Linked DNA regions of Homo sapiens: region 2 is linked to region 1. Evidence: read pairs that join two places in POLR2A ChIA-PET (ENCODE). Cell type or tissue: PC-9. All regions are shown on one strand. Each heading gives the region's core, and the rest is flanking DNA. Links, peaks and the distances in the headings are about the cores only. Region 1 overlaps ALPK2 (alpha kinase 2). Region 2 overlaps NEDD4L (NEDD4 like E3 ubiquitin protein ligase).

What was found. Peaks named below come from ENCODE experiments on the same cell type or tissue, not always from the same donor. Only the 100,000 strongest peaks of a DNase experiment are listed, where the experiment ranks them.
Region 2: POLR2A ChIA-PET joins it to region 1 with 14 read pairs; 2 of 35 experiments call an interaction of 5 or more read pairs at or near these places.

What each region holds. Positions count from the first base shown.
Region 1 is chr18:58,597,265-58,612,636 of GRCh38, reverse strand. It overlaps ALPK2 (alpha kinase 2), which reads left to right. Exons shown (of 13, transcript NM_052947.4): 2 at 820-948; 3 at 5,198-5,315. The coding sequence starts at 840. SNORA108 (small nucleolar RNA, H/ACA box 108) reads right to left here and starts at 12,017; the gene lies at 11,885-12,017. RefSeq lists an enhancer at 292-1,162. In PC-9, for the core only: no CTCF peak of the experiment used is centred there; a DNase peak (open chromatin) is centred at 7,036; H3K27ac peaks cover 500 bases.
Region 2 is chr18:58,306,939-58,322,310 of GRCh38, reverse strand. NEDD4L (NEDD4 like E3 ubiquitin protein ligase) reads right to left here. Exons shown (of 31, transcript NM_001144967.3): 6 at 6,279-6,329. Among named protein-coding and RNA genes, the nearest start is that of MIR122HG, 130 kb to the left of the region's middle. RefSeq lists an enhancer at 5,657-6,856 and silencers at 11,650-11,749, 11,555-11,777. In PC-9, for the core only: no CTCF peak of the experiment used is centred there; DNase peaks (open chromatin) are centred at 6,370 and 7,830; H3K27ac peaks cover 3,013 bases.

The DNA.
Region 1 (15,372 bases), core at 3,424-11,423:
TGAAAGTGTCAGCCTGCACAGCCCTGAAGGACAGCCCCAAGGTGGCTGCCACTTGAGCTGTGTGATCTTGAGCAAGTTGTTGAACCTCTCTGAGTCTCAGGTTCCACCTCTGTAAAATGTAGGAGACATTAGTAACTATCCTTTAAGTAGCTTCAAAGAGATTAAGTGAAATAATATATCTGGTGACTAATCAAGTGTTTAGTGCCTGCCTTCCCCTAGGGCACCCACCTGGTGCTCAGAAGGAGCAGTCATATCCTAATTTCAAAATATCTCCTCCCTGGACATCATTTCAACACAACTGACATGTTTTTTGGAGGCAAAGACATATGCACACTTTTTTGAGCACAGTGTGAAAAGACTTTAAGAAGAGAAAGGAGGAGGAATGAGAGGAGGTGGCACTAACCATAGCCTCATGGGATGCTTCCCTCTCCATTGGAACTCTGGGTGCTCTGGGGTCTGCCTAGGACAATAGGATTCGTGGTTCTTAATCAGGGCACCCCCCCATTCCCCTGCAGTGTCTGCAGACATTTTTGATTGTCACACATGGAGGGGTGGGGGTGCTATTGGCATCTGGTGGGTAGAGGCCAGGCATGCGGCTAAATATCCTGCAATGCACAGGACATCCCCGAAATACAGAAGGATCCAGCCCACCTACCAGCAGCACCACGGCCTGGAAAGGCTGCCCAAAGACCTTCAGTCTGCCCACCCTCCAGCGTGCAGTGAGCTGCCAGGGCGGCACCCTGTGGTTTCTGGAATTCCTAAGAAGGCCAGAGAAATCCCAGAACAAATGGTGATGTCGGGGATTTTTTTTTTTTTCAGATTTGGTGCGGCATGAAAGGATGAAAGACTCCGAAGGGCCCCAGAGGCCCCCGCTGTGTTTTTTATCTACATTGCTTTCCCAGAAGGTTCCTGAGAAGTCAGACGCTGTGCTTCGCTGCATAATATCTGGTAACCATCACTAGACTAGCTAATCACCCTCTAAAATCTCCCTGCATACCAGGTTTCTTGGCTCACAAAGGCATTACTAAAACATCATTTGGGAAAATTACCTTGGAAGTTTTTTTTTCTGTGTAATCAATGAAGCAACTCCATCCTCTATGATTTGTTTCTAAAAGATTTCTTTGAGTGACTTCCTGGACACGATTTAGTGATCTTTACTTCACCTTGTGGTTCTGGGTTAGGCAGCTCTCACACTGGTTATTTTTTTCAGATAATCCACTCTTAATTTTCTTTCTTTCTTGGGTGTCCTTAACCATAGTTTAAATTCATGGAGCACAGAGGAATGGCATGAATCACTTTTTTTCGGTAAATTGATGGAACTCTTCTGTTATTCTTTAATTGACTTTTTTTTTTTTTTTTGAGATGGAGTCTTTCTCTGTCACCCAGGCTGGAGTGCAGTGGTGTGATCTCGGCTCACTGCCACCCCCGCCTCCTGGGTTCAAACTATTCTCCTGCCTCAGCCTCCCGAGTAGCTGGGAATAGAGGCACGCACCACTGTACCTGGCTAATTTTTTTATTTTTATTTTTATTGTTTTTTTTTTTTTGAGACAGAGTCTTGCTCTGTTGCCAGGCTGGAGTGCAATGGCACGATCTCAGCTCACTGCAACCTCCGCCTCTTGGTTTCAAGCAATTCTCCCACCTCAGCCTCCCAAGTAGCTGAGATTACAGGCACCCGCCACTACACCCGGCTAATTTTTGTATTTTAGTAGAGATGGGGTTTCACCATGTTGGTCAGGCTGGTCTTGAACTCCTGACCTCAGGTGGTCTGCCTGCCTCGGCCTCCCAAAGTGCTGGGATTACAGGCGTGAGCCACTGCGGCTGGCTCGCCTGGCTAATTTTTATATTTTTAATAGGGACGGGGGGAGGGGGGTGGTTCACCATGTTGGCCAGGATGGTCTCCATCTCTTGACCTCATGATCTGCCTGCCTTGGTCTCCCAAAGTGCTGGAATTACAGGCGTGAGCCACCGCGCCTGGCCCTAATTGATATCTTAAAACTGGCTAAATTAGTCTCTCCTCTGCACGCCTTCTTCAGGGATGCTAATAAGAAGTGAAAATCTTAAAACAGAGGCAATGGGTGACCAGTGGAGAAAAAACAGGGGACTGGGATTCTGGATTGGTGAATAAATAACTCAGAATTGATCAAGTATGGGTACTCCCAATGGTAAAAGGATTTATCATTAAAAGAACATAAACATAAAACAATTGGGTAGGGAAGTGATATCTTGTACCTCATGGGTGGTTCTCTTTTCTTTTTTGGATTATGTCTCTACCCTTGAAAACATGAAGGTGCCAATGGTGTTTCTTGAGGGCAGACAGAAAACTCTTCTCCCCTTGCTCTTTTTTTTTTTTTTTTTTTTTTTGAGACAGGGTCTCTTGCTCTGTTGCCCAGGCTGGAGTGCAGTGGCACAATCTCAGCTCTCTGCAACCTCCACCTCCCAGGTTCAAGCAATTCTCATGCCTCAGCCTCCCAAGTGGCTGGGATTCCAGATGCACACCACCATGCCCAGCTCATTTTTGTATTTTTAGTAGAATGGGGTTTCGCTATGTCGGCCAGGTTGGTCTCTGATCCCATTTTTCTAAGTCCAGAGAGGAGAGGGGTGAGCCTCAGAAACGGCTGCCTTTCGCTAGCAGAAGTTGTCATAAAACCTCGATTTCAGCCTGGAGTTGCAGTGTAGAACTGTGCGCTCAGCCTCTCCAAGCCCAGGCTTCTGTCTCCGTGATGGTCCATCGTCATTCAGACAGACAGAACAGTGCAAGCTGACCTTGAGTCTTCAGAGCAGAGCCCTCGTGTGTTTGGACATGCCCTGAACTTGGCTGTGGTCCCCTCGCCCAGATACTTCTGAAATGTTTAGGAGGTGGCTCTCAATGTATGACCCACAGTAGGTTCCAAAAACAAGGGGAGGACTTTCAGGTGAGGTTTCCAGCAAGTGGCAGGAGAAAAGAGAACCACCCACAAGATACCAGATACCACTTCCCTATGCAAGTCTCATTTCTGGCTGATTGTTCAGATCTATACTGCACAGGGGAAAAAAACAGTCAGCCATTAGGAAACTGGGGGAAATCAATCAGCCCTCATCAGCCTGAATGAAAAACTGGAATCCAAGAGATCAGAATGAGTTCCCAGGCCCAGCTCATGAATATTTTATGTATTTTCTTCAAAACAGCCACGTACCCACAAAAAGGAGGAATTCACTGCTTCCTATAAAGGAGTGTGATGAAACAGTCTTAAAGGAGGACACAGGGTTGACAAGAACAGGCAGAAATGAATTATGATCAGAAACCCCTTGATGGTTTTTCAGGGAAGCCCATTTTTTGGTGTCTTTTTATAGGCAAATGCCTGTAAGAGGCTCAGCCACGCAGCTACTGGAGGATTTATCCTTGCATGCAGGTCTATCTGTTCCAAGCCCCAGGGTAACTACTCAGGTGTTTACCTGAAGGAGAAGGCAAGGAGGAAAAATCCACAGTTGCCAAAAAAGCGCATTCATGGCATGAGCACAGTGGCAGCCTAGCTGGGAGACACAGGGAGGGAGGGAGGGAGGGAGACTTAGCATTTTCAGGTCCTGCTCATGGTGCAGGTGCAGGTCTAACGAACTTTTTCTTCCCTCTGTACTTCGTTTGTCTTTCCTCTTTCTATGGAGTTCCGTTTTTTCTTTTCTTTTCTTTTCTTTTTTTTTTTTTGAGACAAGGTCCCACTCTGTCGCCCAGGCTGGAGTGCAGTGGCACAATCATGATTACAGCTCACTGCAGCCTCGACCACATAGGCTCAGATCATACTCCTGTCTCAGCCTCCCAGGTAGCTGAGACTACAGGTGTACACCACCACACCCAAATAACTTTTGTATTGTTTCTAGAGATGAGGTTTTGCCATGTGGCCCAGACTGGTCTTAAATGCCTAGACTCAAGTGATTCACCCCCCTGCCTCGGCCTCCCAAAGTGCTGGGATTATAGGCGTGAACCACCATGCCTGGCCAGAACATGCGGTTCTCATCTTAGTGGTCTCTGGAGTTGCTCACCAAAAATCACGCAATAAATAAGACAGAAATACAAGAACGTTCCTAAGACAGATTAAGAATGGTGTATTGTTTCCAAATACCAGGCTTTCCTTCCTGTGCATATGGCACATTTTGACATATTTTCAGTGACATGAAGGCTAATGAGAAAGCTCTTTGGAACACAATGGAAACCTTCCTGCTCTGTAACAAGAGGGAAAAATCCCAAGGGGTGGATGAAATTCCCGGAGGTTTTACCGGATTAGCCCATTAACATCACGTCCCATTATTGAACACCAGGGAAGGATGAATCTTTTCTAAGAGAGAAAGTGTAGGTCAATTTCTGTGATGATATCAGTAACATATGCATAGCATCAGTCTGGGAAGCCTACATTCCAAACTCTTCATCCTCAGGAAGAAAGTGGCATTTGCAAATCTACTTTGTTCTCCTCTCTTTTGTGCCATAACTAACGCACTAACTTTGAGCACTATTAAAGTATAATTTTCAAAAAGGTAAGGTGATTCCCATGCAAATATGAAATACACATTTTAAAGATTTTATTCAACTAATTAATTAGAGAAGAAACCAGAAACTATTAAAGTTTGAGGAGCTAGGTGTGTATAGGCAATTTAATAAAGGAATGTTGGGGTAAAACTGCTGGGTTAGGTGTAGCACTGGTTAATGTCCTACAGAGCAATAAACAATAACTTATAGGATTATCTTTTCTCCTAGATGGAAATTATTTGCATTTCTATTGGATAAAAACCTACAAATTAACATATACCTTCACTTTAAATCAGTAGTTATCATTGAGTGAAACAAAGTATATGACCCAAGATCATGCTTGGATGGGCCTTTGCCTTCATATGACATTGAAAAAAGATACTATTCATATCTTTGCCTTATTTCCAAGTATTGGAAAATTTTTCTTAATAGCACGTTGAGATTAGGGGTAGCATTTTTCATTTTGTATGCCACCCATCAGCACAGCACCATCTTAGGTACATAACATGCTCAATAGTGTCTGCTGAATTACGTGTTTATTTGTATCAACAAGAAGAAGGCTTTTCAATTCCTCACCTAACGTAATCCATCATCCTCATCCCTGTTGCTTACTGTCCATCCTTGTTCATAGCTTTATGGGTTTTTTTTTTTTTCCTAAAAATACTTAAACTAATAAGGATACTTTTCTTTCTTTATTGTCAGGTCAGCCCAAGCCAGAGGTAACTTGGTATAAGAATGGTCAGGCCATCGATGGGAGTGGCATTATTTCCAACTATGAATTCTTTGAGAATCAGTATATTCATGTGTTACATCTCTCTTGGTAAGTGGCTATACCCCTGTGGACTGTTTACTAATATCCTTATATTCTGTCATGTGCTGATTACTATGAGGTAAGGCCAAAAGATTGGCTCATATTTGCTTCTAGAGTCATAATTTTAGATGCCATTGGCAGGCATCTGCCAAAGCACCCAGCAATGATGATTTCCTGAGCTCTGCTCAGTAACTAATTATATTCCCCTAATTTGCTGCTGTCAATGGAGTTAAACTTTATCTAGAATTTTGTTCAAGGTGATCCAGCCATTGCCATCCATTAAATAAGCTTTTCATTTCATCTTGATCTCTCTGGAAAGTGAAGAAAGTGTGATAGGATCTCAGCATTGTTGTCCAAACTTCCATGGGTAGGAAGAAGGAGAAGTGGCTGACTATGATCCCACAGCACCTTGGTGGTGGAGTTCAGGCTAGAAACCATACCCCCTGGCTTTATTTTAGGAAGTAGTATGGTCCTGTACAGTGATTTCGAATTTTTTTTTGTTCCTCCAAGAACTTTTGTTTGGATAAAACCAGGAAACTCAATAAGTAAAGGAGAGAAAATGAGAACTGCTCAGGGTGAAGCTGGGTAGGGGGTCTGTGCTTTTGATCCTCAATGCTACTAAATTGGTCACAGTGCCATTATGGGGCTCTGAGGAGCCTGAGGGTTCTTCAAAGCATGGTATGAAAATGACTGGTAGGCATGGGAGTGTGCTGATAGCGTTGAGTCTGAGATTTAAAAAAAGACTTACTGAGTTCCAGCTCTACCATTTTCTTGCTGTATGACCTTGGCCAGTTGCTTAACCTCTCTGAAACTCAATTTCATCATCTATAAAACAAAAGGCTGACAGAGTTAAAGAATGTAATGCTTGTAGAAGTTTCATTGTAGAGGAGTTGTTCATAAACACAAAAGCTTTCTTATCTCCTATCTAGTCCTTTGTTTAAAGTAACAGGCTGAGCATGGTGGTGGCTCATGCCTGCAATCTCAGCACTTTGGGAGGGTGAGGCAGGAGGATTGCTTGAGGCCAGGAGTTTGAGACAAGCCTGGGCAACACAGTGAGACTTCATCTCTACAAAAAAATTGAAAAATTAGCTGGGCATGGTGGCTCGTGCCTGTAGTCCCAGTTGCTTGAGAGGCCAGGGTGGAAGAATTGCTTGAGCCCAGGAGTTTGAGGCTGTAGTGAGCTATGATTGCACCACTGCACTCCAGCTTGGGTGACAGAGTGAAATCCTGTCACAAAAATAAGTAAATATGTAAATAAATAATAAACATCAGACATCATTTTACCAAGGTTGAAATGCTTATCTGACTTACAGCATATCTAGCCTAACATTTGAGATACCCATTACTCATCTATTCTTTAATTCTTTAGATAATATTCTTCAGGCACCTACATATGCCAAGCATTTTGCTTAACGCTAGAGATGGAGGTAAATAACACAAACATTGTCCACACCCTTACAAAATGTCAACTCTGGTATGGATGATCAGTGGTGAACAAAGAAAGCCATTCTTCCCCTTACCACTCCAGTATACTTGGGAGACAGCCGGATTGGCATTTGCTGGCCCTTGACCATGACCTGGACTTTCCTACTTCTTCATTCCAACCTTGTCGAGGTCTCCCCTTCCTCGTCTTTATCCCATTCAGCTTAGAAACCAGCTGTAAGGTTCACAGGTGAGATTCTAGTTACCCATGGGTTTGTCTAGCCTCAAACATTCTCTTCTCCTTTGATCTTGTTGCACAGGCCTCCCTTTTGGTGGTTATTCATTGCTCAGGATTGATGACAAGTTCAGTAGACTGTGGGCCTCACAGGGGGAAGTAGCCCTCTCTGATTCACACAAACATCCCCTAGAGCCTGGCACAGTGCCTACAACATAAATATTTGTTGAAAGGATGGATGGAGACATCTATCTATCTATATCTCTCCCTTCTCTATCTATTGTTTTTGTGGTTGGTTTATCTAGATCAATGTTAGCAAACATTTTTCTAAAAGGGGCCAGATAGTAAGTATTTTAGCCTTTGCAGGCCAGATGCAAAAATAGGCCACAATTATTCAGGTCTGTCATAGATAATATGCTTTAAAAAAAATAGCATAGTTGTGTACCAATAAAACTTTATTTACAAAAACAGGCGAGGGACCAGATTTGGCCTGCGGGCTATAGTTTGCCTACCCTGGTAAGATCCTTGAGGATCTACACACTGAACTTCTTTGTATGTTTCCCACCCTTGCTTATTTTCCTCTGAGCAATCAACACATATTTCCTGATTAATTTTAGTCTCACAGTAAACCAAAATATTATGCCCACATTTTAGCCAGAAGAGAAGCTTGACATGTGTTAAGAATTGAGATTTGCTATTACTGTTTTATGTTCCATATACAGGATGAGGGTATAAATGAATGGAGGAATAAGAAGCCCATGAGGAAGCCCCAGAGACAGGTGGGCAAGTCAAAGCAGAAGGTATACAAAGCAGAAGGAGAAACTTGGGGAGGGAACTTGCCCTGTGGAAGGTTCAGGGAGTCACCATTCCCTGTTCTGAGATCCAGCAGGGCAGTGGCTTTCCATGAAAATTGAAGATTTGACACAACAGAATCCACTCATTCCAAGCTCCTGGGCTGCCATTTTGAAAAATAGCCCGTCTACTAGGAAAAGTATTCCGTCGTAATGCAAGAAATGTTGGTAGAGCCCTGTAATAGATGTGGTCACGTTTTGCTGCTTAGCAGTAAGTATGCTGGGCACTAATGATCGTGGGAAGTTCTGACTTTTTATACCGGTAGTTCTGAATTCTAGCTGCCCGTTAGTATCACCTGGGGAGACTTTAAAACCCACTGATGCTTGGGCTTCGCGCTTGACCAATTAAATCGGAATCCCAGGTGATTCCAGTGTTTTGCCGAAACTGAGACACGCTCTACGTCCTAAGCATTCATCTGCAAAGGGATTTGACTTATACCAATATGTTAAATGCTGGTGAGGAAAATGAACGGTATTTTGTGCAAATGCCTTTCAAAGATTAAAAGTTAGCTGTTAGTTATAATATTAGTCTCAAAATTTCCTGCTATATACCGTCAACCCCTGGATTAGCTCATAGCCCAAAGAAAAGTACTTTTCTTCACCTGCATTTGATCTTTGGATCATTAAATCTGAGTTTTTAGATATTCGAAAGCTCCTGTTTCTGTGTTTCCCAAGGGCTTTTTTGGTTTAACAAATCTAATCTGCAGTTCTGCTTGGAGGCTAAGAGCCCTGCGATTTATGAATCTTTTGATTTTCTCTCTTTCCTCTATCTTCCCTGCATCCTGCATTCTCCTCCTCATGCTGTCCTCATCTCATGAACCTGGGCACTTCAGGCAAGTGAGACGGCGGGGAAGAGATTTATCATTGCTGTTGTAACCTTTACATTAACACGGGTCAAGTGTGCTTGGCAGGGAAGAGAAATGGAAAGCCAAGAAGGCATTCCCAGGGAAAGAAACATCAATAATCACATTATGGTATGCACTGTAGCTTGAAATAGAATTTTTTTTTTTTCCAAAAGATGTAGGAGTTGGGGAGTGGGGAGGAAAATGCAAATAGACGTTTTCTACCTCATAATAAAGCAAATTGCAACGATGTGTATACAAACGGGGAATTGTGGTCTCTTATGAACATAATGTAAAGAAAGGCAGCAAAGCAACAGATAAAAATCTGTCCAGGAACCCGCACTTAGATATACCCCCTCCTCAGCAGGGAGGCCTCCTTTGATGGTTGCAATCACATGGCTGTGCTGAGAGCCAGCAGGAGGGAGGTGGAAGGAAGGGGAAGGGGGCGGAGGAAGCACCAGGAGCAGCAAAGCTCCGCTCCTGCCTGGGCTAAAGCGGGACAAAGCAGCATCTCTGCTCTCTCATCAACTCTGCCCTGGCATCGGCTAGGCTGGGGACAGGTCCATAGAGCACCGGGCAGGGACAATGACCAGGAGAACGGCACAGTCACCACAAGCCAATCAGCTCATGGAGTGTATACAGGGTTGAATAGTGTCCCCCAAATCCATGTCTGCCTGGAGCCTCAGAATGCGACCTTATTTAGAAATAGGATTTCTGCAGGTATAATTAGTGAAGGAGTTCATATTGGATTAGGTTGTTGGATTATTACGGAAAAGGGGTTCCAATCCAGACCCCAAGAGAGGGTTCTTGAACCTCACACAAGAAAGAATTTGGAGCAAGTTTATTAAGAAAGTAAAAGAATGGCAGAGCAGCGGTATAGGCTGCTCGCCTGAGTATACTTATTTATTGATTATATGCTAAACAAGAATTGGATAATTTATGTGTTTTCTGGGAAAAGGGCAGAGATTTCCTGGAACTGAGGGTGCCTCCTATTTTTAGATTATATAGGGTAACTTCTAAATGTTGCCATGGCATTGGTAAACTGTCATGGTGCTGGTGGGAGTGTCTTTTGGCATCTAACACATTATAATTAGCATATGAGCCATGTGGACGACCAGAGGTCACTTTCATTGCCATCTTGGTTTTCGTGGGCTTCGGCTACTTCTTCACTGCATCCTGATCTATCAGCAGGGTCTTCGTGACCTGTATCTTATGCCGACCTCCTGTCTCATCCTGTGACTAAGAATGCCTAACCTCCTGGGAATGCAGCCCAGTAGGTCTCAGCCTTAGTTTACCCAGACCCTATTCAAGATGGAGTCATTCTGGTTCAAACACCTCTGACAGGGTGGGTCCTAATTCAATGACTGGTATACTTTTAAAAAGGGAAAACAGAGCCACAGAGACACACACAGAGAAAAAATGGCGGTGGGAAGACAGAGACAGAGATTGGGGTGATGCAATGGCAAGCCGAGACATGCCAAAAATTGCCAGCAGCCACCAAAGGCTAGGAAGGGGCAAGAGAAGAGTCTTCCCTGGAACCTTTGAGGGACCATGGCTTGACGACAACTTGATTTTAGACATTTTGGACACATGAACTGTGAAAGAATAAATTTCTGTTGCTTTTTGCCACCCAGTTTGCGGTAGTTTGTTACACAGCCCTAGGAAGCTAATACATGGGGTAGCCAAGCAATCCCATAAAAAGAGGCAGGGCTTTTTGCCTACCTGGACATAAGCACTGGCCAGGTTTATCTGAGAATGCAGTGTTGGTTCCAGACACACCAGCTGAGTTCATCCAGACTACCCAGTGGGAGATGTCTAGGGACAAAGGGGCAAAAACATTTTTTTCAACTCTGCCCCAAATTCACGATTGATTATTCAAGGATTTGAAGGGGAAATCAATAAGGTTTCCTGGGTCACTTGTGTTTTTCCCCCAGGGGACATTTGGTAATGTCTGGAAACATTTGGATTGTCCTGACAGGAGGGGGTGGGGTGCTACTGCATCTGGCGGGAGGAGGCCAAACCTGCTGTTGAACATTGGACAGTACACAGGTCAATCCCCACAGTCAGAATTCTCCGATCTAAGATGTCTGGAGCACCAAGGTTGAGCAACTTTAGCAAACTATCACAAAACTGGTGTGCTCTCGTAGAGCAGCAGTTTCTTAGTTATCATGGGTCTGTGGGCTGGCGGGCTGGTTCTCTGCTGGTTTTCCCTGGCTTTTTCATGCTCATTCATGCCACTCAAGTCCATTTACGGATTGGCTGGGCTGGAAGGTCCAGTGTGGTTTCCCTGACAGGCCCGGCAGTGGATATTGCTGTTGGCTAGCCCGCCTTGCTCTCCTCCACATGGGCTCTCATCCCCCAGGAGGACAGTACTGGTTTCCTTACAGGGCAGTCTAAGGGCAGCATTCCAAGGTCACGGAGCTGCAGGGCCTCATGAGTTCCACCCAATATCATTTCTCTCACATTCTCTTGGCCAAAGCAAGTCACAGGCCAACCCACATTTAAGAAAAATAGACTCTACTTTTGAAGAGTGGCAAAGTCACATTGCAACAAGGTGTGCGTACTCACATGAGTGGAATTTGTAGCCAGATTTTGTAATCTGTATCTTCTATCTGTGGGAAATTTAATTGATCTTTTAAATCATCTATTTGCATGTATCTTTATCCTTCTCAAAAAGCCACCTATGACTGCCCCTTGCCTATAATTTTTTTATCCTTTTTTTTTTGAGATGGAGTCTTGCACTGTTGCCCAGGCTGGAGTGCAGTGGCAAGATCTGGGCTCACTGCAACCTCCACCTCCCAGGTTCAAGCAATTTTCCTGCCTCAGCCTTCCAAGTAGCTGGGGTTACAGGCACATGCCACCACGCCTGGCTAATTTTTGTATTTTTAGTAGAGATGGGGTTTCACCATGTTGGCCAGGCTGGTCTCGAACTCCTGACCTCAGGTGATCTGCCCACCTCGGCCTCCCAAAGTGCTGGGATTACAGGCATGAGCTGCCACTCTTGGCCTGTTCTTAACCATTCATTTATCCAACAAACATTAAGAGCACTTAATATGCTCTAGAATCCAGTGCCAAGTAAGAGGAAGCAAAGTTCTCTATGATCCCACTCACAGTCCAGTGGGATCAGTCCAGTGGGACACAGTCCAGTGTCCAGGAAACAGACACTGAAATTTCAGAAACGGGTATTGAACCAGAGAGTGCTCACCCAGACACAAGGTTTTAAGCTGCTTTTGTTACACGTTTCATGCTTGCAACCCTGTTTGGATAGTTTTTCATTTTCTTTTCCACTAGAACTCTAACATGCTATTAACTGTTGCACCTCACAGAGTGGATTGTTTTTAGAATGTGGACTCTGTGACTTCAGTAATGTGTCGGCATTCTCATTTATTTCTCATGTCCAGGCAGACAGACAGACCCTAGGAGCCGTGGGGTACAGTGTTACCTTCCTCAAGATACTCTGGTTTGAGAGCTCTTTGTAAGTGCTTGTCACCTGTGCCCTGGGGAGGGCCATCAGCCTCTTTCTATACATAATCACCCAAGGAAACCTAAACCGTTTGCCAGACATCTGAAAAACATGAGTTGTTGTTCATGAATGAAACTGGGCAAATGAGTATAGGTGAATCACTTAAAGACACCCCCACTGGGGCCGGATGCGGTGACTCACGCCTGTAATCCCAGCACTTTGGGAGGCCAAGGCAGGCAGATCTCTTGAGGTCAGGAGTTCAAGACCAGCCTGGACAACATGGTGAAACCCTGTCTGTACTAAAAATACAAAAATTAGCTAAGCATGGTGGCGTGAGCCTGTAATCCCAGCTACTCGGGAGGCTGAGGCATGAGAATCACTTGAACCCGGGAGGCGGAGGTTGCAGTGAGCAGAGATCATGCCACTGCACTCCAGCCTGGGCAACAGAGCGAGACTCTGTCTCAAAAAAAAAAAAAAAAAAAAAAAAAAAGATATCCCCATTGCTGGAAGAAACACCTCAGAACACACAACCTGCTAATAGAATTGTCACCATCAACTTCGCTTACAAAGAACAGACAATCTTTTCCACTATTGACAGCCAGCGTCCAAAGATCTGGGTTTAAATCCCAGATCTATAAGCTGTATCATCCTGGGCAAATTATTTAACTTTTCTATGTCTCAGTTTTCTCATCTGTAAAAATGGGGATAATAATAGTACCTGCCTAATAGGGTTGTTGTGGGGATTAAATCAACACATGCAAAGAATTTTGAATACTCAATACATAATAGCTATTTCAGGTGCTTTAAACATGCTCCCCACCCCAAACTATAATTTTGGAACTGATTAAAATAGGAGAGTTTGGAGGTAAGAAAGGCAGCATTTTTCCCCTCTGCTATTTCTCTTTTGGAGGGTAAAAAAAATGTGGTTAACGTGATTGTTCAAGAAATCATCAGGTAGAAATAAAGATGACTGAATCTTGCTATGTCTTGGCTAAGATGGAAATGCATTTCATCCAAGGTTGGAAAGCATTTTGTGAACTTCATGTTCCTGTGAGCTTAAGTAGGTCTAACAAATCTTAAGGATGACTGGTAGAACTTTCCGACACCTGGAAGGTGTCTGTGTTCCTGACACAGGGCTGAGGCAGGTTCCCGTGGCATTCTCCCTGAATGAATTCAGCAGGCACGCATCAGGGCCATGACTCAGACCATGCCTGGAGCCCTGCTTGAATGAGTTCCGAGGGTCTGACAAGGAACTCCCGGTTAGTCCTCGGGTGATAGGTCCCTTCTGAGAATCCACTGCTTGTCATCACATTCTGGTGGTGACTTTAGTAGGTAAGTGTCTCAGAAGAGTGAATGGTTATAGGCCAGGTTCTGGGACACTCACTCACCTTTTCCTGGGGACGGGACTTGGGTGGCTGCTCCCACCATGGTGCAGACTCCTCAGGGCAAATCATGCTAGTCAGGTGACAGGTGACAGGTTGATCCAAGAGCCCCTCCCAAGACTTTGGGACAGTCAGGGAAAGGTGCACCAATCACTAGAAGTTGGACACGTTCTGAAAGTACTGTCACTGAAAACTGTCACTGTCACGTTCTGAAACTGTCACTCCATTGACACCTTCTGAGAACTGAGCAGACCAGGCACATTAGGGAAGTTCTTGGAGTCAGCCCTACCTTGTAATCACAGAATTAGAGGCAGACACATCTGGAAAGATTGAAAAGATGGGGTGTATTGCTCATGTAGAAATCGTGATGTGTTAGTGCTGGGGAACAGTTGACCAACTCCCTCTAAGGTAAAGCTCATAAAGAAATTACCTGACAAGGGGAGATGGCTAGTTATGGACAGAGCTGAAACTAATCAGGCCCTGTGAGTCCCGGGAAGGGCTTTGCCCCGACGATGTAGCGAGAGGGCAGGACTGAGAAAGGGGTTCAGTTTGGCAGCGTAAGTCTCTGTCCTGACCAGCCCAGCCTATTTCTCCTCCTCATGCACTCAGCTGAGGGCCTCTCATGACAGCCCCAAGGCCTCCCTGCCTCTGCCAGGTCCTGCCTGGGAGCCTCTCCTGCCCCTGCCTCCTGAGTTCTCCATGAACCACTGTGTGACTTGGACCTCACGCCCCTCCCCGTCTGCCTCCAGGCTCCATCACCTGGAATTCCTGCTTTGTCTTCTCCCAAGCACATGCTCCCATTCACTTTTTCTGAATCCCACAATGCTGAGCCAGTCTCAGTACATTCCATGAGACACCAGGCTACACCTCAGTGGAGTCCCCCTCATATGGGAGAGGAGCTGCCGCTCTGGATCCTCCAGGACTCCCTTCAGGCCACACCCCACACCTGGGCCTCAGGTGAACCTGAGAATGGGTGAGAATGGGCGTGGTCCGTGAGAGGGGTTAAGCCCTGGGATGGTCCCTCAGACCCTGCCTGTCATAGTCAGCTTGAGCTACCCTACCAAAATACCATAGTGTGGGTGGCCTAAACAACAGAAGTTTCTTTCTCACCGTCCTGGAGGCTGGAGGTCCAAGATTGAGGTGCCAGCATGGTTAGGTTCTGGTAAGGGCCCTCTTCCTGGTTTGCAGAAGCTGCCTTCTCACTATGTTCTCACATGGGACAGAGAGAAAGAGAGAGAGTGCAAGCTCTCTGGTATCTCTTCTAAGGGCACTAATCCTGTCATGAGGGCCCCACCCTTGTGACCTCATCTAAACCATATCACCTCCCAGAGGCCCTGCCTCCAAATACCATCACATTGTGGGTTAGGGCTTCAACATATGACTTGGTGGGGGACATAATTCAGTAGCTAGCACAGCTCCAAATATGGAAGTGTTCTGGCTATATACAGGGCCAGACTAAGATGAGCCAGTGGGGGTGGACAGGGACCCACTGGTTCAGAATCAGAAATCTGCAGCACTCTGTGAGAGTGTAAGTAGACACACTAAGTATCATAAGTAGATACTCAGCTCTCAAGCCAGACTACCCAGGTCCAATTCTTGGCCTCATCTCTTACTTGGGCAGGTTGCTTAACCTCTGTCTGCCACGATTTCCGTATCTGTAAAATGGGAATGATTACAGTATCTACTTTGCAGGGTTGGGTGAAGATTAAATGAGATAATACACATAAGGAAACTTTTTGAACAGTGCTGGTACTCAACAAATGCTAAGTAAATGCTCATTCTTTCTGCCCTGAGATCTCCTGTGTATTGTTAGACACAGCCATTCTTTGTTTTTGTTTTTTCTTTCGAGTTGGAGTCTCACTCTGTCACCC
Region 2 (15,372 bases), core at 3,310-11,309, 290 kb after region 1:
AATGTGTTTCTTCACTTGGTACCTGACAGTCCACGGAACTGATCTACTAGAGATCCACTAGATGTCACTATCCACACCGGGTTTTAGGAGCCAGCCCCAGCCACAGACAAATGACAAAATTACAGCTGTCATTGCCAAGTAAAATTTCTAACTGCAGGGTGTGGCCTCAGTCTCACAGAGCTGATTCACTTCGGAGAACCAGCGGTCACCAGTGCCTTGCTATATGCCTGTGACTCGAGACACATATGGGTGGAGTAAACAGAAGAATATACAAGATTTAATCTTTGAGGGAAACTTTGTTTTTTGTATTAAAATCTCACAACATCAGCCTAAGAGAATTGAAAGACTATCTCCTGCACAGAGATCACCCCAGGAAGCAGCACCGATCAACCTTCTGCTGAGGTTCAGTTCATGAAGCTATGAGTACAAGTGGAGTATTTGTTCATTTTTAAAGAAATCAGTGTTCATTTGATTGTGTGAAGTTCATTGTGAAGTTCCTACCAAAGCAGGAAATTGGATAAATAAGTGTGACTATTTCATTAATCTTTAAATACTATATATTCAGTAAAACCTCAAATACCTAGACCCTTCAATTAAACACAATTTCAAATACTTTTATAGCAAGAGATAAACCAGTCCAGTGATTTACTGTATCAGGTTTGTGTGCGCGTGCATGCACACACATGTATGTACGTATGCACTGCTATTTGAAATGTTATCTGTTTATGTCATTCTCTGCTTTAAACTCTCAATGGGTTCCTACTCCTCTCATAATAAACTGAAAATTCTTTCCTATGACTTAGAAGACCAACTATAATCTGGCCTTGAATCAACTTTAACCTCATTGGGAACCAGTCTCTCTCTTCCTTCCTTGTACTCCCAACCATCCTGTCCTCATCTGCCATGGATGCAGATTATATGTACTGCAGTAGGGCCCATGCACAGGCAGGTCCCTCTGCTGGACAGCTGACTCTGGATGGCATGGCTGTTTCCACTTTGCCATCCAAGTGTGAGATCCCAGGTCTCATCCTTTAGAGTTCCCACCATCAGCCACCCTTATCACCCCCCATCCTATCGTCCTGCTGTATCTTCCTCATATCACTTTCTGAAAGTACCTGTTCATTTGTTGACATACTAGTTTATTATCCATCACTTCCAGAATGTAAGCCCATGAGAACAGAGACTTGAATTTGCTCACCATTGGATCACCGGTGCCAAGAACATTGCCTGGCACCAAGTAGGTACTCACGTAAGCACTCAATTCATCTGATCTGTAGTAAACTATGGAGGCTCTCAAAATTCACTATCATTGAATGAAGTAAATTATATTTTCTAGACTGTTCTTATGAGGCAGTAATAAACATACATTTTGAAAATATTTTCTACCAAAAGGTTTGTAAATATATATAAGGAAATAAATGGATAATTTATTAAGAAAACTATTGCTGGTTTTCCTTCCTTTTTTCATTTATTAAACCAACATTTATTTATTTAATTTAGAGACAGGGTCTTCTGCTGTCCAGGCTGGAGTATAGGGGCACAATCATAGCTCACTGCAGCCTCAACTTCCTGGGCTCAAGTGATCCTCCCACCTCAGCCTCCCAAGTAGCTGGGACCACAGGTGTGTGCCACTATGCCTGGCTAATATTTTTATTTTTTATAGACATGGGGGTCTTCCTATGTTGCCCAGGCTGGTCTCAAACTCCTGAGCTCAAGACGTCCTCCTGCCTTGGCCTCCCAAAGTGCTGGGATTACAGGTATAAGCCACCATGCCCTGCCAACCAACAAATAATTTGAGAGCAATATTATGTCAACGACATGTGGATACAACATGGTATAGCAGTCCTTATGGTTACAATTACAAGGGAAGAGCCATCATGTCAACAATCCACTAGAAGCTAAGGCAGAACAAATTCACTGACACAGAGAGGTTACATTCTGTGAGACTTGGGGTACAGGGAACAGACGGACTCTGACTTGGAAATCAAAATGGTTTTGGATGTGGAGTTCAATACAATACAGGGTGATGGGAAGGCTTTGAGAGGTAGAGAACAGGGAGAAAGGACAGTTTAAACATAGGAAATCAAACAGTATGACAAAGCCTACAGGATCACCAGTGGGCATGAGCAATCTAGGAGCAGCAGAGAACATGCAAGAGAGTGAAGAGGGAAAACCACGGAGCTTAGAGGGACTCTGAACCTGAGTCTGTCCATACCCTATGCAGCTTAAATGACTGATATCACACAGGTCAAAAGGCAGATCTCCTAGGTTTGCATCCTGGCTTTGTTACTTACAGAGCCAAGTGGCTAAGGGCAAGTTCCTTATCTCTCTTGGCCTCAGTGTCCTCATCTATAAAATGGGGCAGTAACCATAACTTACAGGGCTGTTGTGAGGATCAAACCAATCAACTGAGTTGGTTTCTATAAAGTTCTCAAGGGCACCTGGCACACTCAACAAACACTAGCCATGTTCATTGGCCAATTCTACACGTTCATATCATTTGTCAGTACTGCCAACTCAATGCCAAGCAGTAACAGGTAGGGCATTAAAATCAAAGTTCACGTTCATTGAAATTCTCTAGCCTGAATTAGAAGATGATCTTATAGATAACTACAAGATTCTTCTTGGCATTCATCCAGGTTCCAATCTGATCCTGTTCCCTGGAGCAGAGCTGAGTGGAGCCTCCCAGGATGGCTTTGAGGGTGCTCCTGGTGGAAAGCCATCTTAAACACACTGCTGCAAACAGTGCTATTAGCCACAATAGCCACAATGCTGCCCCCGTTCCAGGGTAAAAGCATTCAGAAGAAAATCTGGATACTCAGTACTTTCATCTTGAAAGAGAGTAGTTGCTTTCAGCCTAGGTGCATTCACTATGGAATAGAGTGAGATAAAGGATTCTGCAGGCAAATGGAAGGAGAGGGCCCTGCTGGGTCCCTAGACTCGAAACTTGTATGCAACCACTGCAAGCACCTAAGCCTTGGGCGAATCCACCCCATGCCCACACCCTTGACCACATCACAGGCTCACAATGATGCTGGAGAGCCAGGGTCAGATCCAGCACCACCAATGACCTGCTTATTGCTGGGCAAGTCCCCTCCCTCTCTGGGCCCAGGCTTTTTCACCTGGAAAATACTGGGAGTGAATCAGTGTCTCTGAAGTCCCTCCAAACTCCATGATTTTGAATTCTGCACTCATGAGAGGGAACCATCAGCCTGCTACCTGCTACCAGCCATCAGCCATAAACACAAAAGGGGTAAAAGGATGTTGGTCAGCTGAGCTACCTCCAAGTACAGGCAGGGCATCAAATAATACCACCACCCTGAAAATGCCTCATCTAGGAAAATTTAAATTCCAGAGTCAGCCATGGTTGTCTTAAGTGGCACATGACTGGGATTTAGGAAAACTTAATGTTTTAAAATAGCTCTCTCTGCCCCACTGCCTTTCCCAGGGACGAAGAGATTTTGTGGCTGGGCAAAGGTGGGTTACTGAGGGCTCCAGGGGAAGGGGAGACAGAGCTGACAAGTCAAGAGGAAGGTGCAACAGGCAGACACCTGCCAGAAATCTCACTCTGTTAATACAGATCTCAGAGTTCTCTTTATCGCTAAATAATTAATAGATTCAAGTTATCAAATATCATATGAATTTTTAGACAACGATGCACTGAATTTAACAGACAAATGTGAAAACGGCAGTTGAAAAGTCAATGATGGTACAGTTACAGCTAAGTTTGCTCTTGGTCTCTGAATGTAAAAGCAAAAGGAGAGCTTGCTCTGTCTCCAAGGCTGGAGCGCAGTGGTACAACCACGGCTCAGCGTAGTAATGACCTCCCATGCTCAAGCGATCCTCCCACCTCAGCCTTCTAAACAGTTGAGGCAACAGGCATGTGCCACCATGCTGGGTTAATCTTTAAGTTTCTCTATAGAGACAGGGTCTTGCCATGTTGCCAAGGCTGGTCTTTAACTCCTGGACTCAAGCGATCCTCCTGCCTCGGCCTCCAAAAGTGCTGGGGTTACAGGCATGAGCCACTGTGCCTGGTCTATTTCCTTTTATCTAAAGCTTGGTGGTTTTGACAAATTTTGAATCTACAGACTGTTAATAATCCACCTTGACAATGGTCATATACTAATCAAGAACACAGCATCCATAATTCGATCCACAAAATACACGCATATGCTCCCGCCCTCTCCACACTCATACCTGTGTGCTATCACACAAACAGAATGCCACTGTAATTTCCCCATGAGCATCCTATACACACGACCAAACATACACACGAAAGCACCTGAAATCCTGGATTCAAAAGCCACGTGCATTCAGAACACGCAACTTGGGTTCTACTGCCACATGAATAAAGAATATACCTTCACGCCTCTCCTTTTGTTTTCTTTGTGGTCCATCTCTCTGACTATAGTTGGCTGTGAACAGCTAGTCAGTTTGAAGTATGGAGGTGAAGCACGCCACTGCAAGTTACCCTCTGGGCACACGAGTAACTAGGGGCACTCGGTCCTCTCTGGGCGTTCACGGCTCTACCCTCTGCAATCGGCTGGCTTCTATTCCTGCCCTGTGCCTCTGCACCGCTTCCTTCTTTGAAGGCTCACTGACCCTGCCTCCACTCAGAATCCAAAGCTAAACTATTCTTTATACTGACTTGGCCTCGGAGGAGGAACCTTTTTCTATTTTCTGGGAGCCCTACTCAACCTTTCAAGACCAGGTGCTGCTCACTCACTCAAAAAAGAGCTTGTCAGAGCAAGGTTTTTAAACATGTCACTTTTGCCTCTTACCAAATATTAGAATATTTGCCTCTCAGAAAATAATTTCCCCTGGCCAAGATGTGGTTTTTACATTAGGGAAAGGGTGGCTGGAGACGTCCATAAAAGAGCTGGCCCATCAACCAACACTGTCTAAAAGTGTGAGAGGATCGCAGCTTCAGTCTGAAGAACATACACAGAAGACCTCCCAACGTAGAAGGATGCGAGGTCTTTGCTCACAAAAGGTGAAATAGTCACATCCTCCCAACGTGACCTGAGAAGAGCAGTCAGGTTTCTGATGGCTCATGGAGTAGTTCTCACGCAGAAGCCCTGGGCAGGCCCCTCCCGTGGCACCCTGGAGCTTCAGAGTTTTAAAAAGAAACAAACAAGATATTTTAAGAATATCACTTTCACTTCCAGTCCTTTGGAACCTTGCGACTTTCTTCCTTAACAGCTCCCCTGAGTGAGTAAGAGTAAATTACTTGCTATCACCTTCCTTCACAACACATCTTCAAAGCTTACTTGGTATTTAACATATGGAAACAGCCATAATTTCCACACAGCAGGAAGCTTATGCTAGCTTTAAATAGCTTTAAATAAAGTAAATAAAGTAAAGTCACTTTACTTTATAGACTATTTATGCTATTTGCTCACACAAAGCATTTAAAAAAATAACACAATGCCCTTGTAAGGCAGAAACATTCGCCTTTCCTCTCTCAGCTGCTACTTCTATCACGTCGTTGTGCTGCCCAGGGAAGAAGGCCAGGAGGAAGGCTGGGACAAGCCGGAAAACTGAAGCTGGAATAGGAGATGGGGATCCACCTTTCTCAAGGCCTCCAGGTCCTACCTACACATTCTGTCTGCCCTGCCTCCTGTTTCGGGTGTCAGCCCTAATGCCCGTCACTAGTCAACAGCCTCGACTGCTCCGCTACTTTGAGCAGAGAGAAATGGCAGCACCACACATGCTAACTCAGTGCGTGTTCCAGCGAGGGTGGGTGTTCCCAGCTGACAAGTTCACTCAGAATGAACAGGCTCTTCTTTTGTCACCATGCTGACTGAGAAAGCCAGACACCAAAATCTGGGAAATGCTATTATAGTTTGTGTACAGGAATCCAAGAGAAATGGCATGTGCGGTTCCAGACAAAGAGTGCAAACATCTGATGGGACCCGGAGGATGCATTAGGAAGCAGAGACAGTAAGTGACAAGAAGGGAGGCCTGAGTGAAGGAGGTGTCTGTTTTGTAAGATGTGATACACAAAGGTGGAGCAGCTGAAGTGCAGAAAAGAGAGGGAGCTGGTGGATGGGAACGCAAGCGCACGACTCAGGCACCCTTGACTACTCTTACAGCCAGCTTCTCCTCCATCCCCTTGAAAGGACCACTTTCCAGAAAGGACTAAGGCCACAGCACACGTGCTTCATTTCAGCCTTCTTCACCGTGGTGAAGAAATGCCACTCTGAAAATACACTGACTACAAACAATTAGAAACCCCCGCCCCCAGCACGAAGCATCAAACATGAGACTGTCCTTACCGGAAGGTGACTAAGGGGCACGTCCACCTGGCCCAGGAAGTCGTCTCGTGTCTGTTAGGAAGAGAACAAAGAGTTAGTGTTTCCATTTCTTCACTGAGCGTCAGCATTTCCTAAAAATGTTTTATCATGAATAGAGACAAAGGTCCAGGGCCTGGCACTGGAATGTGGAGGGCGGAAGGCCCCGAGGAGACACGAGTAACCACACCCCGGGAGACCAGGAGCCCGTGCGCCTGGACTGAGCTGGCTGAGATTCTGTCTGGTGTCTGCTACCAAGCACAATGCTATGGAAGCCTCTGTAGAAGCTGGGAGAACATGATCAGTCAGGGAAGAGACAGGCAGGGTTTGAGGGCACAGCTGGGCCCAGCTGAAAGAGAAGATGGCAAACAAATGCTGGGAACATTTTAATAAGTGTTTACTGATCCAATGCTAAAAACTAAAGAGCTTCTTGAGAGCTGAGAGCCAATGGAAAAAGTATATGGCCTAGTTACCAATGCATCTTACAAACTGCATCTCACAAAAAAATACACACTTTTTAAATCCAGTAAGTACATTGTTTTTTTTTTAATCTAGTAAGTGCACTGCTTCAGAGTCCACGTATATGGATCAGGTCCTGCTAATTTTTGGACACACCATGCCTCTCCCTCTCCACATCTACCATACTGCACGTATCTCTCCCGACTTCAAAGAGGCCCAGGTGAAAATCATTTGGAGCCACGCACCAGTCCCCTCTCAGGCTCTGGGAGTCATCTGGGAAGTCATGATTCAGCTCCAGAGGTCACTGGCCTGGACCACAGTCACACTATATCCCTCAGTTACGGTGCTTGTGGCATGGCCTCTGATGTTTAGATGACCCGAGAAGCAAACTGGAACACAATGACTATTTGCCGCTCTCATATAAAAAGATGCAGCTGGTTCCACCACATTCAAAATGCGTAAAAGCTGGGCAGTTCTTTAGATATGATGAGACCAGCCCCATAGCCAGCTTGAGCCACCTAAGAAGGAATCCAGCCTACCTGGTGCTGAATCCTGGCCTCTTATTTCTACTCTGCTAGTTTACAGAGGAAGTTTCTAATTCACATATGCTATTTTTCAAGTGTACTTGAAAAACATTCTCTTCTTCCATTTAAAAGGAAGCAGCAGGTAAATATGAATGAGATTTATTGAAATGACTTGCTCCAAGCGTAGGAATTCCTTTTAGATAATTGAAAAAATTTGATGAACTGGAAAGCCATCTGTCTCCTCTAAACAATCCATTCTGGATAATAAAAAAATCAAAGTTACCACGGTTTGGGTATGCATGAAGAATGAGACTAGCCCCAATCCTTTTGATGAGATTTTCATTTCTTTTACTTTCTTAGCTGTATCTACTACAACTCAACGTGGAGACGCCTCATCTAGCATAGAGCGGTAAGAGGAGGTGCCCACAGATTCTGTATGTCTTACCAAGAGCAGCAGTCAGCAGAAGGCCTTGAGAATAATGACAGCCTTGCTATCCAGCTCACAGACCTAATCACGCTGCCCCAGTGACTCACACCAATGACAGTTACACAAGGAATTAGGCAGTGTGCCTGTTAGTTCTCTATTTGGCTGATTTCACTATTTTTTTTTTTTTTTGAGACAGAGTCTCTTGCTCTGTCGCCCAGGCTGGAGTACAGTGGTGCAATCTCAGCTCACTGCAACCTCCGCCTCCTGGGTTAAAGCGATTCTCCTGCCTCAGCCTACTGAGTAATTGGGACTACAGGCACACACCACCACGCCCAGCTAATTTTTGTATTTTTAGCAGAGATGGGGTTTCACCACGTTGGCCAGGCTGGTCTCGAACATCTGACCTCCAACGATCTGCCCTCCTCGACCTCCCAAAGTGCTAGGATTACAGGTGTGAGTCACCATGCCTGGCCTGATTTTGCTATAATTTTAAAGCTAATATAAATATCAGTTAACTGTACTATAAAAAAAAGAAATTCACTGAATATTGACCATAAATTGTCTGCTTAATGTGAGCAGAGTAGTGTGGCCACTTGCCACCTCTCCTCCTCCTGCTATGGCTGCTAATGTGGGAAGGAAAAGACAATCAGCAGAAGGACAAGACAATCTTATTCAAAGCTGTTTCACAGCCTGATAGCTTTGAAAGGCTGCCCATGAATCATTAACCTAAGTGCACTTCAACAAAACTTCACAAAATATCTATATGCCCGTGTTGTTTTGCCAGGGAGACATCTGAGTTCTAAACTGATAAAACAGGTTAAAGCTTTGCCCAGACACCAAAAGACAGGCACCCAGTACTAATGGCTGGCAGCCAGTCTTTACACAGTGCTCACTCTCTGTGGGCTCTGTGCCAAGGCTGCGTCTAGTTCTCGCAACAACCTTCAGAGGCAGGTACAATGATTGTGCCCATTTTACAGATAGGAAGCCAGAGAGGTATGTGGCCAAGCTGCCCATCAGCCTGTGCCCTTAACTGACACTGTGTGCCATATGTCAGCAACTGGCAGGAAAGCAAGGCGGTACCAGCTCTGGGCTTCTGACTGGATGCTGGCTTTAAACGGTGTAGATGAGAAGGGAGGGATTCTGATGATGGCACAGTCTGATGAGACTTCAGAGGGTTCTGGTAAAATGCTTATTTGCTATGTTATCTTTACACTACCTCCTACTCCAACCGTTCCTTTCCTCAAATGGAATACAGTTTACCGAATTCCCTGAGGTACTGCAAAAGCCAGGAAACTACACTTATACCTTTTATCACGTTTTCTCATGATGTTAAAAAAATGTTTTAAAACAGTAAAAGATGAGACAATTTGCCATTAAAGGAAACGGAAGGCTCTTATTAGTTTACATGAATAGAGATGGAAATTATTTTTGAAATAAAATAGGGATCAAGCACAAAAATGCACATGGTCAAAATGAATTGGCTTAAACTAGTGTTTCACCAGTCAATGGAAGATGTAGTTGGTGAGAGATCTAGGTTTCAAAGCATCCCATTGCTGCTAAAACTACAGAAAGTTCAGGCCATGTGAAATATTTAGGTTAGGGACACTACACCGATTAAAAACAAAAATGGCCAGGTACGGTGGCTCACGCCTGTAATCTAAGCACTTTGGAAGGCTGAGGCGGGCAGATCACTTGAGGTCAGGAGTTCGAGATCACCCCGGCCAATATGGCGAAATCCCATCTCTACTAAAAACACAAAATTAGCTGGGCTTGGTGGCTCATGCCTGTAGTCCCAGCTACTTGGGAGGTTGAGGCAGGAGAATCGCTTGAACCCGGGAGGCGGAGGTTGCAGTGAGTTGAGATCATGTCACTTGCACTCCAGTCTGGGAGACAGGGCAAGACTCCATCTCAAAAACAAACAAACAAACAAACAAAAAATGTCTTCAACCCTGCAGAGGAGATCTAACAGGGGATCAGAGAACCTCCTGGTGCCTTTATGCCACAGGGAGGAGCAGGCATGTTGAAGGAACACCTCTGTTTGATGGTAAGAGGAACTGGGAGGTGTGCTAGTGTGTGGGATCCTGCCTGTGGGCCCCGGAGGGACAACGTTTGAGGCCATCACAGCACCCTTAGGTCATCACCACCACAGTGCAACACCTCATACCAACATTATAAAAGCATTAATCAAATCAATTTTTAATGATTTCCAATACAAAATTATTTCCATCAAGCATCAAGTTAACTACAATAGCCTACAAAACCAAATTAACTTCAACTCATTCGGTGAACATTGGTATTTCTTGTGGTTATTTTTAAGTGGTAAAATGCTGTCAATTTCCATGCCATTACCTGCCATCCAATTCTCAAGGTTGAAAATGTGCCTTTCAGTAACAAAATAATAGATGTTCCCTTCTAATGAGCCATCAAATATTTTTCCTGTGAAATGACAATGTAGAATGGAGCCCCTGAAACGTGTCCTATCAGGTGAAACAAAAATTCATATTCCGATATTGGAAAAGTTAAATAAATACACAAATAAAACACTGTGTCCTTTAGAGCTTGTGCGGTAAATACTGATGAACTACATTCAGGACTGCCACCCTCCCATTTAAAAATCACTACTAAGTAAGAAGGAGGGGACAAGTGGGCGCCCTGTTCATGCAGAGGGGTATGCTGCCACCAAGGGTGGATGCCACTGGGACCTGAAGCCCGGGGGCTATTATAATCGCTCCAGTGAAAGAGATTATAGCCTATGGGCATTTCCCCAGATGGGAGTGCACACTAGGTCAAATCTGTCAGCACTGACGTGGACGCCAGGCTTAGATGTCCTCACAAAATACTCAAGACTCAATTTCTCAAAGAACACATCCATTCAAACAACAACAACAACAACAACAACAAAAACCACAGGGACTCTTATCTTTAGGGTAGAACTGTACTTGAAGGATGTGATTCGAATCTTACTATACACCAATGACCACCCCACCCTATTCCTTTCAAGACAGAGGCGGTGGTAGCAGAGCTGGGTGCACAGTGAACTTCACACGGAAGCTCAAAGGGAGAGCACCTGACTGTGCAGAAGAAAAGTATTAAAGGAAGTAAGGGCTACCCACAGGTCACGCTGGGGTCCTAAAGACCCCCAGCTGGGAGCCCAGGGGGTTGAGGGTGCAAGGAGCTATGATCGTGCCACCAAACTCCAGCCGGGGTAACAGAGCAAAAGCACTGGTGATTCTTGGTAAAATGACCCATGTGTATTTCTGGAGCTATGTATCAAGGTAATATTTTTTAAGTTGTGAGTTACAGTCCCACAAATGGTACACAGGAAGTATTTTTTAAAGTTAAGCATAATATAGAACAGAAAATATCAGTGCCTCACATAAAACACAGGTATGTGCTATTTTGAGGAACTCATCTCAGTTACATGCATACATAAATGTGTGTACTAAGTTGTGATCTAAGGTTAATTTCTTTTTGTGTGCCATCAAAAGAATTAGAAAGCCACTCAACTACAGAAAAGGAAAACCATCCACTATTACCAACTGTCTGGGGTTCCATCCTCAAAATCATTAAGTAGTGATTTCCAAAAAAAAAAAGGTTTAGAGTTTCTTAAGACAAATGGAAGGGAATTGTAGAGAATTTAGAACATAAGTCAGACAATAATAGAATGTAAGCAAAGACAGCATATGATCAGATCTTTGTATGTTACAGATCGAGGTAAACATCACAGCTGCCTCTAACACTAAGCCAGAAAAACAACCTGGGCTTTCCCAGAGGACTAGCGAGTGCAGCTACCCCATCAGCTGTGCCACTGGCCGGCCCCAGTGCTGACAGAGGCCCTCAGTAATGCATGACGCCAGCTTTGGCATTACAGAGAAAAGGAAGGCAGAATGTTCCTTTTCCTCCTTCCACTTGTCAGGCACCTCAGCTTCCATCATGCAATCAGAGCAGGGCTGTGGTTCAGGAAGAGGTAAAGTGTGAGTGCGGTTCCACCCACGCTGGGCGTTGCATAACCCAAGGAAGGTTTCTGCACCTGGGTGGTGCCTCTGCCTTTCAAGGTGAATTGCTTCAAAATATGTCACTGAAATTACCTTAATCAAATAAGAGCCAAGTGGCACTCAAATAAAGAAAAAAGTGTGATGACATATTCTCTGAATGCACATACTCCTACCAAAATTCACTTCATATGCACCAGAACACAAAACCCAAACAAAATTCAAGTACTTTTTGGTAAACACACACAGGGCTTTTACATGGCCAGCTCCTCTGCCATTTAATTTTTAAGAAGTAAGGGACAAAATCTGCCATTCAGTTATACACAGTAAGGTGTGTCCTAGAGACACTGGTCCTTATTTATAACAACAAACAGGACCTCCATGTCAACAGAGTGTCAGAGCAAATTTGCAGGACTTTTACAGGCCCCAGGAAAACCATGCTGGAAGGCAGCAGAACTCAACCCTGCTGGCTGTACCTACAACCAGGAAGACCATCTATTTTGAGGAACACTTATTACTGAAGTTTAAAAAGTTAAACTGAAGTCAGAGAGAGAGAAAGAGAGCGAGCAAGAGTGAGAGTGAGAGCGAGAGCGAGAGCAAGCGCAAGCAAAGAACAACTGTGCTTGCAAGGATTGCAGCAGCCCTGCAATAGCAGCCTGGCTTTAACTCCAAAGCATAACTAGACCAGTATAATCGGGGTGGTGAGAAGACACTCCTTTGTGGGCTCAGAGGGAGTCCTGGTGGCTCCAGGTACTTGGCTGTGACATCAGGGGATGAGGTGTACCTGATGTCCCCACCTCCCTCTGGTTGGGTGGAAGTGGTTCAAGAACACTCAGTTCTCTGCCCCACACCAAATATAAGCATATCCCAGGTGCGGGGTCAACTAAGGGCCACAAGAATCACCATTTTTTTTTTTTTTGCAGGAGGAGCACTTGATAATCTGAACTTAAGACCCAGGAAACTGGGGGTGCGAACACTGGGATAGGACTCTGCCAACTAGATGCCCAGGTGAGCAGCACTGTTGTGCTTAGGAGCTTTTCCTCATCAGCTCCTTCAGGCAGGGCTCAGCCACAGGCAGGAGGCATCTCTCCCCGCACATCCTCACCTGGACTGTCCATGGTTCAAGTGCTCAGCAGCCACAGGGTCTGGGGGCTTTGGAGCTCTGGACAGGATAGGACAACAGAGTTCTGCCACGTAGCAGGGGCATGAGCAGAATACTGCAGGGACACCTTGAGGGAGTGACAGATTCTGCTGAGGGAAGGCCAGGGATGACTGTGCAGGACGTAACTTCAAGCAGGGTCCTGAGGGAGGAGTTTGCAGGGAGGACAGAGCAGGGATGACAGGAGTGGCCAGCACGGGAGCATCCGGCTGAGGGCTCGCTGACTAAAAGGTCCATGCCACTGATGAGGCGTGGCCCCGTGGGGCAGTGGGGGGGAGGGAAACTGAGGCCAGGCCTCAGGGTCCCATATGGCTTGCTCTCTCAAGACGACAGTCTCCCAGGGCAAGTGAAGACACATGAGGACATTAAACAGGGAATAACTGGCAAGGACTGTGTCCCAAAAAGGTGCCTGAGCAGGAGAGCTGACTGGAGAGAGAGCGCCGAGGACAGCGCTGAGGACAGCGTGAAGTCACCCAGTTGAGCACCACGAGGGTGCAGCCCACTCAGGACACGGAAGGTGCGGTGTCCCAGCAGAAGGGTTCCGCTCAGGGACGCTTCTTGTCAGCAGGTGTTTGTACACTGGGTGATGAGGGCATCAGGTAATGCCCACTAAGGCCTCAGTGCAGTGCCCATCAGGAGGGATGGGAGCTGCAGACCAACGTTACTGACTTGACGCAGACACAAAGCAAAAGTGGAGGACGGTGGAGGAAGAAGCAGCCCAAGGGAGGCGCGGCCAGACCACTGCCTGAGACTCGTGCTGAGTGCAGGACCAGCTGTCCCACCATCCAGGCACTGAAGCTGCCTGCAGCACAGGTGGCAACAGTCCATGCTGCCTGTCACCCTGATGGTCACCGCCTTTATTCTCCTCTCTGTGAAGAGATGTCTTCCCCTTTCACCCAGATGTGCTTGGTTACAGATCTAGGGGAAACGACTGCCTCTTCAATGTTGTACCTTTTCAGAGGAGGGAAGAAGCCAGAGCTTGTCATGCTTACAGGTTCTGGGGCACAGCCTGGCATCACAGTTACTGTTACATCTGCTGCAAAGCTGTCCAGCTGCACAAATGCCACTGACAGCTTCTTAGAAGGCTATTCTATTTTTGCAAAAAATGCAGATGTAGAAACCCCCCAGGTATTACTGGGGTCCTGTTATTAATTGTTCCTTCACTGTCTTTCTTGTGAAAGAAATGCTAAATGTATCTGCTGAATAAACTAAAACATTTTAATGAATATAACATGCTAAAAATAAGGCAAACATGTACATATATTCTATTTCTTACAAAGCAAACTGATATGAGATTGAACTTAATTTAAAAGTTAATTTTAAAGTTAATTTAGAAGGAAAATGTGTCACTGGGTTCTCTTAATATAATATTGTTTAATTTTGTGCTTCTGGTTTTATGGTGCAATTTGTCTTAATTTCTTAAGATTTCAGGATAATTTTACCAGGATAAGTGTCTCTTTTCTACTTTTTTAAAATCAAATCTTCTGCAAGCAATTTTAATACCAGACTAAATGTATCAAGGAAAAAATAGCAATGATACTTCTAGATCCTATATTTTTTTCTCTGAACTTAGCTACCAAAGAACAGATCTTAATCTGAAATATTGAATGACAGACACTCTTGGTAACCATGCAGTGTCAAGAAATGATTTGGATTTGGGTAAAAGTAAGCCTAAGTACACCAGGGGTTCAATGCCAGTTTTTACTTTGATTTCATTTTCATATTTATTGCTAAAAGCTCTTCCTCACATATCTCCGGGCATCTGAACCTCACAGTCCATCCCACTGCCTGGCTGTCTCATAGTTGGGATATGTAGAATGTCACAAGCCAGCAACAACAAATTACACGGGAATGGAAGTGCCGTGTGGTTTTATTCTTGAATTGCAATTACTGAAGACTCTGAACTAGAGTCATACAGGTTTACACAAGGACACTAGCTAACTTTTCATAAACTCTCCATTAAACAGCCTCAATGTAGGCATTGGCATTCTAGTTAGATCTGCTGCAGGACTTTTCCTTAGTTCAGCTTAAGAGGGGTCCTTGTCACATGACTACGAAAAATTAGGCTCACAATTTAAAGGGTGAGAAAAATGGGATTTATTGGACAAAAAGGAAAAAAAGGAAAGCAGGAACTCTCCACCAAGCTGGAGTCCTGCTAGTGTGCTTCCTGCCTCGCAGACTGAATCCTAGGTACCATCCAAGAAGACGAGGGGCCAGGCTCCTCCCTGCTGCAAATGGCTCCAACTTCCCAAGGCTCCACCCCAGTGCGCACTCCTCCCAGTGTGCGGGTCGGTCAGAGGCTCTCCCGGGGAGCCATTTCCACCTGGCTGTCTCAGATCCTTTCCTCCTTTAGCCATATTTTGGCTGAAATCACATCTCTGCCCAGTGGACTCCACCAAAGTTGGCTGGGGGAAAAGCTCCAGCTTTACTCTGGGGAGAAACTCAGGATTGCAAGGAATAACAAGCCAACCTGTAGCTCATCTATCATGTGCCAAACACTGCTATAAGGAGGTTAAGA